Linked DNA regions of Homo sapiens: region 1 is linked to region 2. Evidence: chromatin loops called from intact Hi-C (ENCODE). Cell type or tissue: heart left ventricle. All regions are shown on one strand. Each heading gives the region's core, and the rest is flanking DNA. Links, peaks and the distances in the headings are about the cores only.

The links. A loop is a pair of places that touch in the nucleus more often than their neighbours do. Peaks named below come from ENCODE experiments on the same cell type or tissue, not always from the same donor. Only the 100,000 strongest peaks of a DNase experiment are listed, where the experiment ranks them.
Region 1: a loop joins it to region 2, with 3 times the contacts of the local background. A loop is called at or near these places in 44 of 110 quality-filtered maps.

What each region holds. Positions count from the first base shown.
Region 1 is chr6:42,219,455-42,224,833 of GRCh38, forward strand. LOC105375061 (a long non-coding RNA gene) reads left to right here and starts at 5,285. Exons shown (of 4, transcript XR_001744122.2): 1 at 5,285-5,379. RefSeq lists an enhancer at 5,053-5,132. In heart left ventricle, for the core only: no CTCF peak of the experiment used is centred there; no DNase peak of the experiment used is centred there.
Region 2 is chr6:42,545,524-42,550,902 of GRCh38, forward strand. LOC124901317 (a long non-coding RNA gene) reads left to right here and starts at 1,502. Exons shown (of 2, transcript XR_007059578.1): 1 at 1,502-2,816; 2 at 3,421-3,649. RefSeq lists an enhancer at 2,370-2,549. In heart left ventricle, for the core only: a CTCF peak has its summit at 2,245 (motif pointing left); DNase peaks (open chromatin) are centred at 2,248 and 2,718; H3K4me3 peaks cover 1,013 bases; H3K27ac peaks cover 301 bases; H3K27me3 peaks cover 400 bases.

The DNA of each region.
Region 1 (5,379 bases), core at 110-5,109, 330 kb before region 2:
GAGATTGTACCACTGCACTCCAGTCTAGGGAACAGAGCGAGACTCCGTCTCCAAAAAAAAAACTTATTCCATTTGTGCAAATCTTTAAAAATTTATTTTTATTTTTCCTTTTACTTTCTCCTCATCTTAAAGTCTGCTTCTATAATACTATATTGTCTTTTTTGTGTGTGTGTGTGAGACAGTGTCTCGCTCTGTTGCCCAGGCTGGAGAGCACTGGCTTGATCATAGCCCACTGCAGCCTCAAACTCCTGGGGTTAAGTGATCCTCACACCACAGCCTCTGGAGTATCTAAAACTACAGGTGTTTGCGACCATTTTTTATTTTATTTTTATTGTTTTGTAGAGACAGAGACTTGCTATGTTGCCCAGGCTGGTCTCAAACTCCTGGCTTCCAGCAATCCTCTCACCTTGGCCTCCCAAAGTGCTGGTTTTACAGGTATGAGCCACTGCACTTGGCCCATTTGTTCACATTTCTAAGCTTTATTTCCCCAAAGTGCTTTCACATATGCATTTTAGCCTAATGGAAAACTCTAGCCTTATAATCAGATCTGGTTTCTAATCCCAGGCTTACCAGTTAGTTGAGTGACTTTGAGCAAGTTACTTCCTTACCCTCAGCCTCAGTTTGCTCATATGTCAAAAAAAAAAAAAAAAAAAAGATAACAGTAGTTCCTGCTTCCAATAGTTGCTTGGGAATTCAATGCAATACCAATATATGGTGTTTAGTACAATACTGCCATGTAATGATACACTATAGATGTCATCCACTATTTGTGCCATTAAGTTTCTACCTCACCTGCCTCACAAGGTTGTTGAGAAGATTAAAAATAAAAAGATCAAGTTTATGAGAATATTTTATAGCATCCAAATAAAGAACTGTACAAATATAAAGTTGTTTTTTTTTTCTCCCCACAAATAGTTATTACTACCCTATTTTGCAGGCAAGAGAACCAAAGAAGAGGCAGAATGATTTGCCCAACATCACACCTATCTAGGAGATAGAAAAGGTCTAGGAGCAGAAACCAGTTTTCCTGCCCCTCAGGCTGGCCTCTGTTTACTAGAATTCAGTCCGTGTTGAGGTGTGGCAGAGATTCCAGTGTGGCCTTGCAACAGGGTATGGAAACAGCACACTTCACCTGTGTGCACTTCTTATTTATTTATTTTTGAGACGGAGTTTCACTCTTGTTGCCCAGCCTGGAGTGCAATGGCATGACCCTGGCTCACTGCAACCTCCACCTCCTGGGTTCAAGTGATTCTCCTACCTCAGCCTCCTGAGTAGCTGGGATTACAGGCATGCGCCACCACGCCCAGCTAATTTTTGTATTTTTAGTAGAGACGGAGTTTCTCCATGTTGACCAGGCTGGTCTCAATCTCTTGACCTCCTGATCCGCCCACCTTGGCCTCCCAAAGTGCTGGGATTACAGGCTTGAGCCACCACACCCGGCCTCACCTGTGTGCCCTTCTGCTGGACTCGGTGATGCCCCATGTTGGCAGGTTGCCCAGTGCCCTTCTCAGAATCAGTCTCTCTCTCTGAATTGTGACACTTAAGGGGATTTCTCTCAGCCAATGGGGTTTTCCAACAGCCTCCCCACTCCCAACTCTGTTCCTGCTTCCAAAGTTTGCATCGGTTTGTCCAAATGGCACTTCCGTGAGGCCCTTCACCCTGCCTCTGTCCCCTTTGAGTAGCCTCAGCTGGGTGAGTGTTCTGCAACTATAGTGCTTGCAAACGACTTTCACCTAAGTTACCTACTCTGATCCACACCAGAAGACATGGATTTTATCCTCATTTTATAGATGAGGAACCCAAGGTGAAATGACTCACTCAGGGTCATATGGTAAGTTAGTTACAGCTAAACCAATAACCATCTTAAAAGCAGTGCCTTTTCTACCTCTGCAGTGGGCTGGTGCTGATTCTATGATGAGGTTCGGTTCTATTTAAATCTCTTGGATAATAGGACTAGAAATACCCACCACCCTAGCACCACTCCAAAAGAAATAGGGGCTTATTTTTAAAGACCTGTGTGGTCTGGACAGCTCCTGGAACTGGAAAGGTATGCTTTAAACAGTCTTAGGGACTGGATACCCTCTTCACTCCTGAGGCCAAATGTGTTCTTTTTAATGATGGGCTTTCACTGCTTACCAATAGTTTCTGCTCCCTCAGGACTCTGCATGGCCACTGCTCTCTGCTTTTGGCTCATCAAGTTTCTCCATTCATACTCTCAAATGTGGAAATTTGATTTGGTTCTCTCATCTTCCTGGGCTGAGCCAAATGTGTCACCACACGGCCTAGGGGCCTAATGGTTTGGGATCAAGTGCCGACTTGCTAGGGCCTAGGTAGAACTCATTGTAAGGGGCAACATCAGGTTTTGCCCAGAGTAGGGCTGTGAACAGTGCTCTTTGGCATGAGGTGTGGGCAGGGACAGCGTTCTGAAGCTTGGCCTATCCGTTAAGGGTCTCTTTCCTACAGCCTAAACTTCCAGACACCCAACCTCATGTAGAGGAGCAGGAGTCCAATGATTCTAGATAGTTGATGCAAGTAAACCTTGCTTTATGTCCAGAAAAAATAAACATAGATACATCAAATATTTTACAGTTAATCATATTTTGATTGTGCCAGTTGTTCTGTTTTTAAAGACAGTCCTTTCCAAAAGATCCTCTCGTACATAAAGGAAGTAATCAGCTCTTTGGCTCCTTTTTTTATATTTATTTTTATTATTATTGTTTTTTTGAGACACAGTTTCACTCCTGTTGCCCAGGCTGGAGTGCAATGGCTTGATCTCGGTTCACTGCAACCTCTGCCTCTTGGGTCCAAGGGATTCTCCTGCCTCAGCCTCCCGAGTAGCTGGGATTACAGGCATGCGCCATTATGCCTGGCTAATTTTTGTATTTTTAGTAGAGACAGGGTTTCTCCATGTTGGTCAGGCTGGTCTCAAACTCCTGACCTCAGGTGATCTACCCGCCGCGGCCTCCCGAAGTGCTGGGATTACAGGAGTGAGCCATCACGACTGGCCCTTTGGCTCCTTTACACAGGGATATCTACAATTCAAAGATCACTTATGGTTCTCTTAGGAATATATTATTCAATTTCTTAAAATGTCTTCCTAATTATGCTTTGCTGTGTCAACATGAACTCTCATCCACATTCCTAGAGCACATCTCAGCTCGCTGGCGGTGGCTGAGGATGGTAGATAGGGAGTAAATGGAATTCAGGATTTACACACACATTCTCTCTCTGCCAAATGCACACATGGATGAGCGTACCTGGAGGACTGGCGAGTTAACTCATTGAACAAATAGTTGCTGAGCACCCGCTATAAATTGCTGTGTACATGTGGGTGATGGTGAGAGGATTCCGAATATTGATAGGTCTCTTCTCAATCCTGGAATTGAATCTGTTCCAAGGCCCCCATATGTCTTTCTAGGTATTAAATTCCTTGGCAGGAAGGAATCATGTACAGCCATCTTTATACACTCTCCTCCCCCTGTATAATACAGTATGGAATAATGGTGGCTCATGAGGATCGACTGACTGAATAAAAGTAGAAAAAAATCTTCCAATTAGGCCTCCAGAAGTAGACTTTAAATTTACAGCACTGGCTAAGGCACACAGTTTCTAGAGGAATAGCTATTTTATTTGGTATAGGTTGTCTAAAGTAAACAGCTAAAATTAAAGTCAAAAACCAAAAAAGGCCAGGCGCAGTGGCTCACACCTGTAATCTCAGCACTTTGGGAGGCCAAGGTGGGTGGATCATGAGGTCAGGAGATCCAGGCCATCCTGGCTAACACGGTGAAACCCATCTCTACTAAAAAAAAAAAAAAAAAAAAAAAAAAATTAACCAGGCGTGGTGGTCTGTAGTCCCAGCTACTCGGGAGGCTGAGGCAGGAGAATCCCTTGAACTCGGGAGGTGGAGGTTGCAGTGAGCCCAAATCGCGCCACTGCACTCCAGCCTGAGCGACAGTGAGACTCCGTCTCAAAAACAAAAAAAATCCAAAAGAGGCCAGGTGCAGTGGCTCATGTCTATAATCCTAGCACTTCAGGAGGCCAAGGCAGAAGGATTGCTTGAGGCCAGGAGATCAACATCAGCCTGGCCAACATAGTGAGACCCTGTCTCTATTAGTTTAAAAACAACAACAACCCCCCTTCCCCACCCCCCCCACCCTCCAAAAGAATCTAGATCAAGGTCTTGAATAGGCATTCCCCACTTAAAGCAAATTTATTTTTGTAAAATTCTGTAAACTTCTGTATGAAATCCAGAATTTGAAAGTTCTTCTATAGTTTTCTGTTGACCATGAAAAGTAAACATACATCACGCCTGTAATCCCAGCACTTTGGGAGGCCGAGGCGGGTGGATCATGAGGTCAGGAGATCGAGACCATCCTGGCTAACAAGGTGAAATCCCGTCCCTACTAAAAATACAAAAAATTAGCCAGGGTGTGGTGGCGGGCGCCTGTAGTCCCAGCTACTCGGGAGGCTGAGGCAGGAGAATGGCATCAACCCGGGAGGCAGAGCTTGCAGTGAGCTGAGATCACACCACTGCACTCCAGCCTGGGTGACAGAGGGAGACTCTGTCTCAAAAAAAAAAAAAAAAAAAAGTAAACATACAGCCAGGTGCAGTGGCTCACACCTGTAATCCCAGCACTTTGGAAGGCCGAGGCGGGCCTCAGACGGATCTCTTGAGGCCAGGGGTTCGAGACCAGCCTGGCTAACATGGCGAAACCTCGCCTCTAATAAAATACAAAAATTAGCCAGGTGTGGTGGTGCATGACCTGTATAGTCCCAGCTACTTGGGAGGCTGACCCGTGAGAATTGCTTGAACCCAGGAGTGGAGGCTTCAGTGAGCTGAGATCATGCCACTGCACTCCAGGCTGGGGAACAAAGCAAGGCTCTGTCTCAAAAAAAAAAAAGTAAACATACTTACTCAAATTTGAAAATGCAGGTTTAAAATGCAAATAAATCGGGGTGGACTTAGAGGAGCTGACCCGTGAGAATTGCTTGAACCCAGGAGTGGAGGCTTCAGTGAGCCAAGATCGTGCCACTGCACTCCAGGCTGGGGAACAAAGCAAGACTGTCAAAAAAAAAAAAGTAAACTTACTTACTCAAATTTGGAAATTCAGATTTAAAATGCAAATAAATCGGGGTGGACTTAAGACTTTGTGGAGGATTTAGTGTAAGACACCTGTATGTCACAGTGTGCTCCCTTGAATCACAGTTTGAGTCATAAGGTTTATGACTCAGTTTGAGTTTATGACACAGTTTGAGTCATAAGGTTTACGAACCCAAGTGGTTCATCCACTGCTTGAATAGCAGAAATGTATGTCCTGGTCTTCGGAGTCGGGGGACACTTTAATAATGATCATTAAATTTGATCAGCCGACTTAAACT
Region 2 (5,379 bases), core at 186-5,185:
ATACAATCATTTCACCACAAGCGTGTTTACTGCAGCAATATTCAGATAGAAATGTGTTGAAAATCGGAGCTCCAGTGGTGCAATCGGTTAGCGCACGTGGTACTTACACAGCAGTACATGCAAAAAAGTGTTGAAAATAACCTAAATGATCATCAATAGGAACTAAATTTTTTAAAAAAATCATATGTATCTGTGAAAAAGAATAAACAAGATAAAAGTTGAAAAAAGCAAGGTATAGAACAATTCATAGAGTAGGCCTCCATTTGCAAATTTTTAAGACATGATATATATTAGTGATATTATTTGTGTGTGTATGTTGTGTGTGTGTGTGTTTGTGTTTTGTTGTTGTTTTGAGGCAGAGTCTCACTCTGTTACCCAGGCTGGAGTGTAGTGGTGTGATCTTGGCTCACTGCAACCTCCGCTTCTTGGGTTCAAGAGGTTCTCATGCTGCAGCTTCCAAGACGGGATCTCGCCATGTTGGCCAAGCTAGTCTTGAACTCCTGACCTCAAGTGATCCGTCTGCCTTGGCCTCCCAAAGTGCTGGGATTACAGGCTTGAGCCACCGCGCTCGGCCTAGTTATCATTATTGATAATAATTATTGATAACAGACAATCATTCAGTGCCTTCTAAATGCCAGACTCATTTAACCCCCATTAACACTCTATGAGACAGATACTATTATTATGCCCATTTTACAGATGAAGAAACTAAGATCCAGAGAGATTAGTTAACTCTTCCAAGGTCACTCAGCTAGCAATTGGAGGAACCAGGATTTGAACATACATAAATATTTGTGTATATTCATGAATAGTTTATGGAAAGACATACCCAAGCCGGGCATAGTGGCTCACGCCTGTAATCCCAGAACTTTGGGAGGCCGAGGCAGGTGGATCACCTGAGGTCAGGAGTTCGAGACCAGCCTGGCCAACATGGTGAAACCCTGTCTCTACTAAAAATATAAAATTAGCTGGGCATGGTTGCGCATGCCTGTAATCCCAGCTACTCGGGAGGCTGAGGTAGGAGAATCGCTTGAACCCAGGAGGCAGAGGTTGCAGTGAGCCGAGATCGCACCATTGCACTTCAGCATGGGCAACAAGAGTGAAACTCCATCTCAAAAACAAAACAAAAAAAGGAAAGACACACCCCAAACTCTTAATGGTGATTATCTCTCTACAATGGTACCGAAGGTCTAAGGTCTTTTAAATTGTTTGAATTCTCTTTTTACAGTTAGGGTTGCCAGATAAAATACAGGATGCCCACTTAAATTTGAATTTCAGAAAAAGAACAAATTGATTTTTAGTATAAGTACATCCCATGCAATACTTGGAACACACTTAAATAAAAAATTATTTGTTATGTCTCTTAAACCCAAATTTCACTGGGTGCCCTCTATTCGTATTTTCTAAATCTGACAACCCTACTTTTAGCTAGCCTTCATTTGGCGAGGCCAGCAATTCCCTTCAAAGTGAAATATCCATTCTCCGGCAATGTGCCATAATCTGATAAAGCAGGATTTTAATAGGTGGCCTAATTCAGATACTGAAGTTATTCTGTACAACGATGACAAATTAATTAGGGGTAATTCAGAAACAACTGTGCTTGAAGCTCTGTCTTCCCTTGATTTTTTTGACTGAAAGGGATGTGCCATCAATCATGAGAAAATTCAGGCGCCCTCCAAGATGCAGTTTGGCTCTGCCTCTGCCCGCTAGAGGAATTCACCCTGGACCAGATAGAGGCTTTTGTTTTTCAAGCCCCCTACCACTAAAAAGCAGGCATAGATATTAATGGGCATCTTGGATCCACATCTGGGTATTAGATTATTAGAAGGGCATCAGAATTTGCATGCGGTCCGAACCAGCCACTGCCTCCGAAGCCTTGCAGACCACAGTGCCTGCTGCCCTTCCTCTGGGTCCATATCACCAATCAGAATATGAAGTGTGTCTCCTTAACTGCTGATGACCGGAGCCTTCTGGGAATTCCTGAGGGAGGGGAAGGACTTAGCCTGTGGCTTCTAGTCCTGAGGATGCTCCCTTTGAATGTCAGTTACCAGCTGCTTATGGAAGCTAAGACAAGGGACATCAAGTACTTCGGGGTCCCAAGCTGTATAACAGGAATCGGTCACGTTCAAACAAAAGCTAGCTCCAGTGCTGAAGAGGAACTCCAGAGATCGAAAAGCTCAGCCCCACGGAGGTTGGTCCCTCCTCCGGCACTGCGGAGGCCAGCCTGGGCAAGGGCGCCCCCTGCAGGCTCCCGGCATCGGTGCCGGAGAAGCACGGTGGACTCTGAGCTGCCGCCGGTTTTGTGGGTGGCTTTGCCTCCCTCACTTCTAAAACCTCCAGCGGTGGCGGTCCCCTTATACCCTGCCTGGGGGGGATACTTGGAGAGGAGAATGAGGGGCTTCTTCCCAGTGGGCAGAACCAAAGGCAGTACCGATGACTTGAAGCTGGGCTCTAGAGAGCAAACAAGACTTTCCTGTATTCAAATTCGCAGGCAGTGATTTATGTTTAGGCCACTGGCTTGGCTGCCGGCTGTGGATTCCATTGACTGGCGGACAAAATTAAGCTCCTGGTTCCTCACGTGGATGCCATCAGATCCCTAGTGAAGAATCCCGTGGAACAAAGCTGTAGATGTTCTGATAAGATGAGAGAGGCAGACAAGTGGTCACATGACCAGAGAGACCGTGGAGGAGTGGATGCTGCCTTGGCCTGGGGGAGGACCCAACGTATTTAGCAGTCCACGCACGTGCTACTCACAGCAGCCCTGTGAGCTTATCCTTTCCCTACCCTTTTCTGTGCCTGGAGGCACCGGCCTAAAGGTAGGTTATATTTCACTGCTGCCCTCTCATCAGAGCCAAAACTATGTTGTCACAATTAATGCTGAATTCGGTAAAAGCCACCACTAAGGAGATGTACAGAAAAACAGCATTCCTGATTTCTTAGCATCTGATTTGTCAAGAATGGGTTTATAATCTGAATATAAAATGGCCCTTCCTACTTGCCCATCTCCTAAGCAGCAAGTAAAGGAGGGTGGAGGCATTGACTCCTCACTTTATAGCTGAGGATTTTCACTGACTCAGGAACATGCATGAGGAAGCCTACTGTTCTATCACAAGCCATTTACTCTCCTAATTGCTTCCAACATATAACTCCATGGTGACAGACCAAAGAGTGAGTAACAATAATGGGGACAGGTAAGAGTCCCATCAATAAATTGCCAAAACCCCAAGTACATCTGGTGATGCTACCTATGAAGGGATCTGATAAATACAAATAAGGAATTTTGAACTTTGCTTTGATAAATACAAGTGAAGGATTGGGACAAAGAGTGGGAAAACAAGGGAAAACTAACAAGTAAACAAATGAGTCTAAACTAACAAGTAAACATATGAGTCTAAAATGAAATTTCCCTCTACCTTTTAGGTTCTACATGATGATGGTGACCAATCTGATGAAAATCCACTAAGTAAACTGGGACAGGAACTTATAATTTCACAATTCACCAGAAAGATGAAAGTAAAAATGAAAACTCTTTTTAACTAAATGGTAGATAAATTATGAACAAACTATCCGGGAATCAAATCATAAAGGGGAAGAGGAGGGAGGCCGGGGAAGTACTGAATATGACCATAAACACAAATTTACTACATCAGTTAAGAGATCTTTGATTGAATTTATTTTTTCCAGATCAGAGCAGTTTTTTGTTTGTTTGTTTTGAGACGAAGTCTTGCTCTGTCACCCAGGCTGGAGTGCAGTGGCATGATCTCAGCTCACTGCAATCTCCATCTCCTGGGCTCAAGCTATTCTCCTGCCTCAGCCTCCCGAGTAGCTGGGATTACAGGTACGCACCACCCCACACATCTAATTTTTGTGCGTGTGTGTATTTTCCATAGAGACGTGGTTTCACCATGTTGGCCAGGCTGGTCTTGAACTCCTGACCTCAAGTGATCCACCTGCCTCAGCTTCCCAAAGTGCTAGGATTACAGGCATGAGCCATTGTGCCCAGCCTGATCCTGTTTCTTTTTGTAATGGCGCCTCCTAGTCAAGGATCAGCCCTCAATAAGCATGGGGTTATTCCCTCCAATAGGGAGCAGCACAAGCTACAACTCTAAGAGACTCCTCATGTAGCACTTGTGGACAGACTGAACCCAAAAGGAGCAGACTGGAATGTGTGTAGAGAATAGCCACACTCAATTAATGCTAATTAACACTCAGTTATTTGCAGACCATATAGGTGTGTAAACTCAACTATGGAAGAGTACAACTATTAGCCATTGGCAAAAGCAATTGATGGAAACAAATGCCAACAAAAATTGGTGAGTAAAAATCCTAAATGACTGGGCCAGGTGCGGTGGCTCGCGCCTGTAATCCCAGCACTTTGGGAGGCTGAGGCAGGTGGATCACAAGGTCAGGAGATCGAGACAAACCTGGCTAACACGGTGAAACCCCATCTCTACTAAAAAAATATACAAAAAATTAGCCAGGTGTGGTGGCGGGCGCCTGTAGTCCCAGCTACTCGGGAGGCTGAGGCAGGAGAATGGCGTGAACCTGGGAAGCAGAGCTTGCAGTGAGCCAAGATTGTGCCACTGCACTCCAGCCTGGGCGACAGAGCGAGACTCTGTCTCAAAAAAAAAAAAAAAAAAAAAAAAAAATGACTGGGTATCAATTTTTAAGTACACTACTGCCCTTTCAATAGTTTTAAAAAATGAACACATTTATCACTTGTCTACGGTAAGTTTGTTTAACTGACTCAGCTTGGGAGCCTGGGAATTCTGTTCCTGCAGATTCTGACAGTGGGTGCCGTACTGGATTACTTTTCTAACAGTGAGAAAAGATAGGACAATTTTACCATCCAGGCAAAAGACCAAGTATCTTCTCTGAGAAATCTGACTAGACTAAGAGGAAAGATCAAAAGATACTGGCACTATAGATTTCCTGGTGAAACATCCCAGACAGATCACCCCACAAAACATTCCATAATTGATAAGCTCTACCCATGATTTCAGAGCATTTCATCAGGTTCTTAGTCTCTCATTCTTAAAAATGAACCAACAACAACAGATTGCAGTCTCTGATGTGAAAGATAGAGACCAAAACTAACAGAGAAAAAAAGAAACCTGGATAAAACAGAAACTTTACAGGAGGGAGGAAAATTTTAACAATACAACAACAACAACAACACAAAAAAATCTCCACGCCTATATTTGAAATCCTCAGATAAGATATTGAAACCTCAAAATAAGAAAAATATGTTGTTTCAGAAAATAGTCAAGAAAAAAACCGAGTCCTTGGAAATTAAGAATGGAAAGAAAAACTCATTAAAAGGATTGACGATAGAGTCCAGGATATCTCCCAGAAAAAAAAAGAGACCAAGAGGTGGAA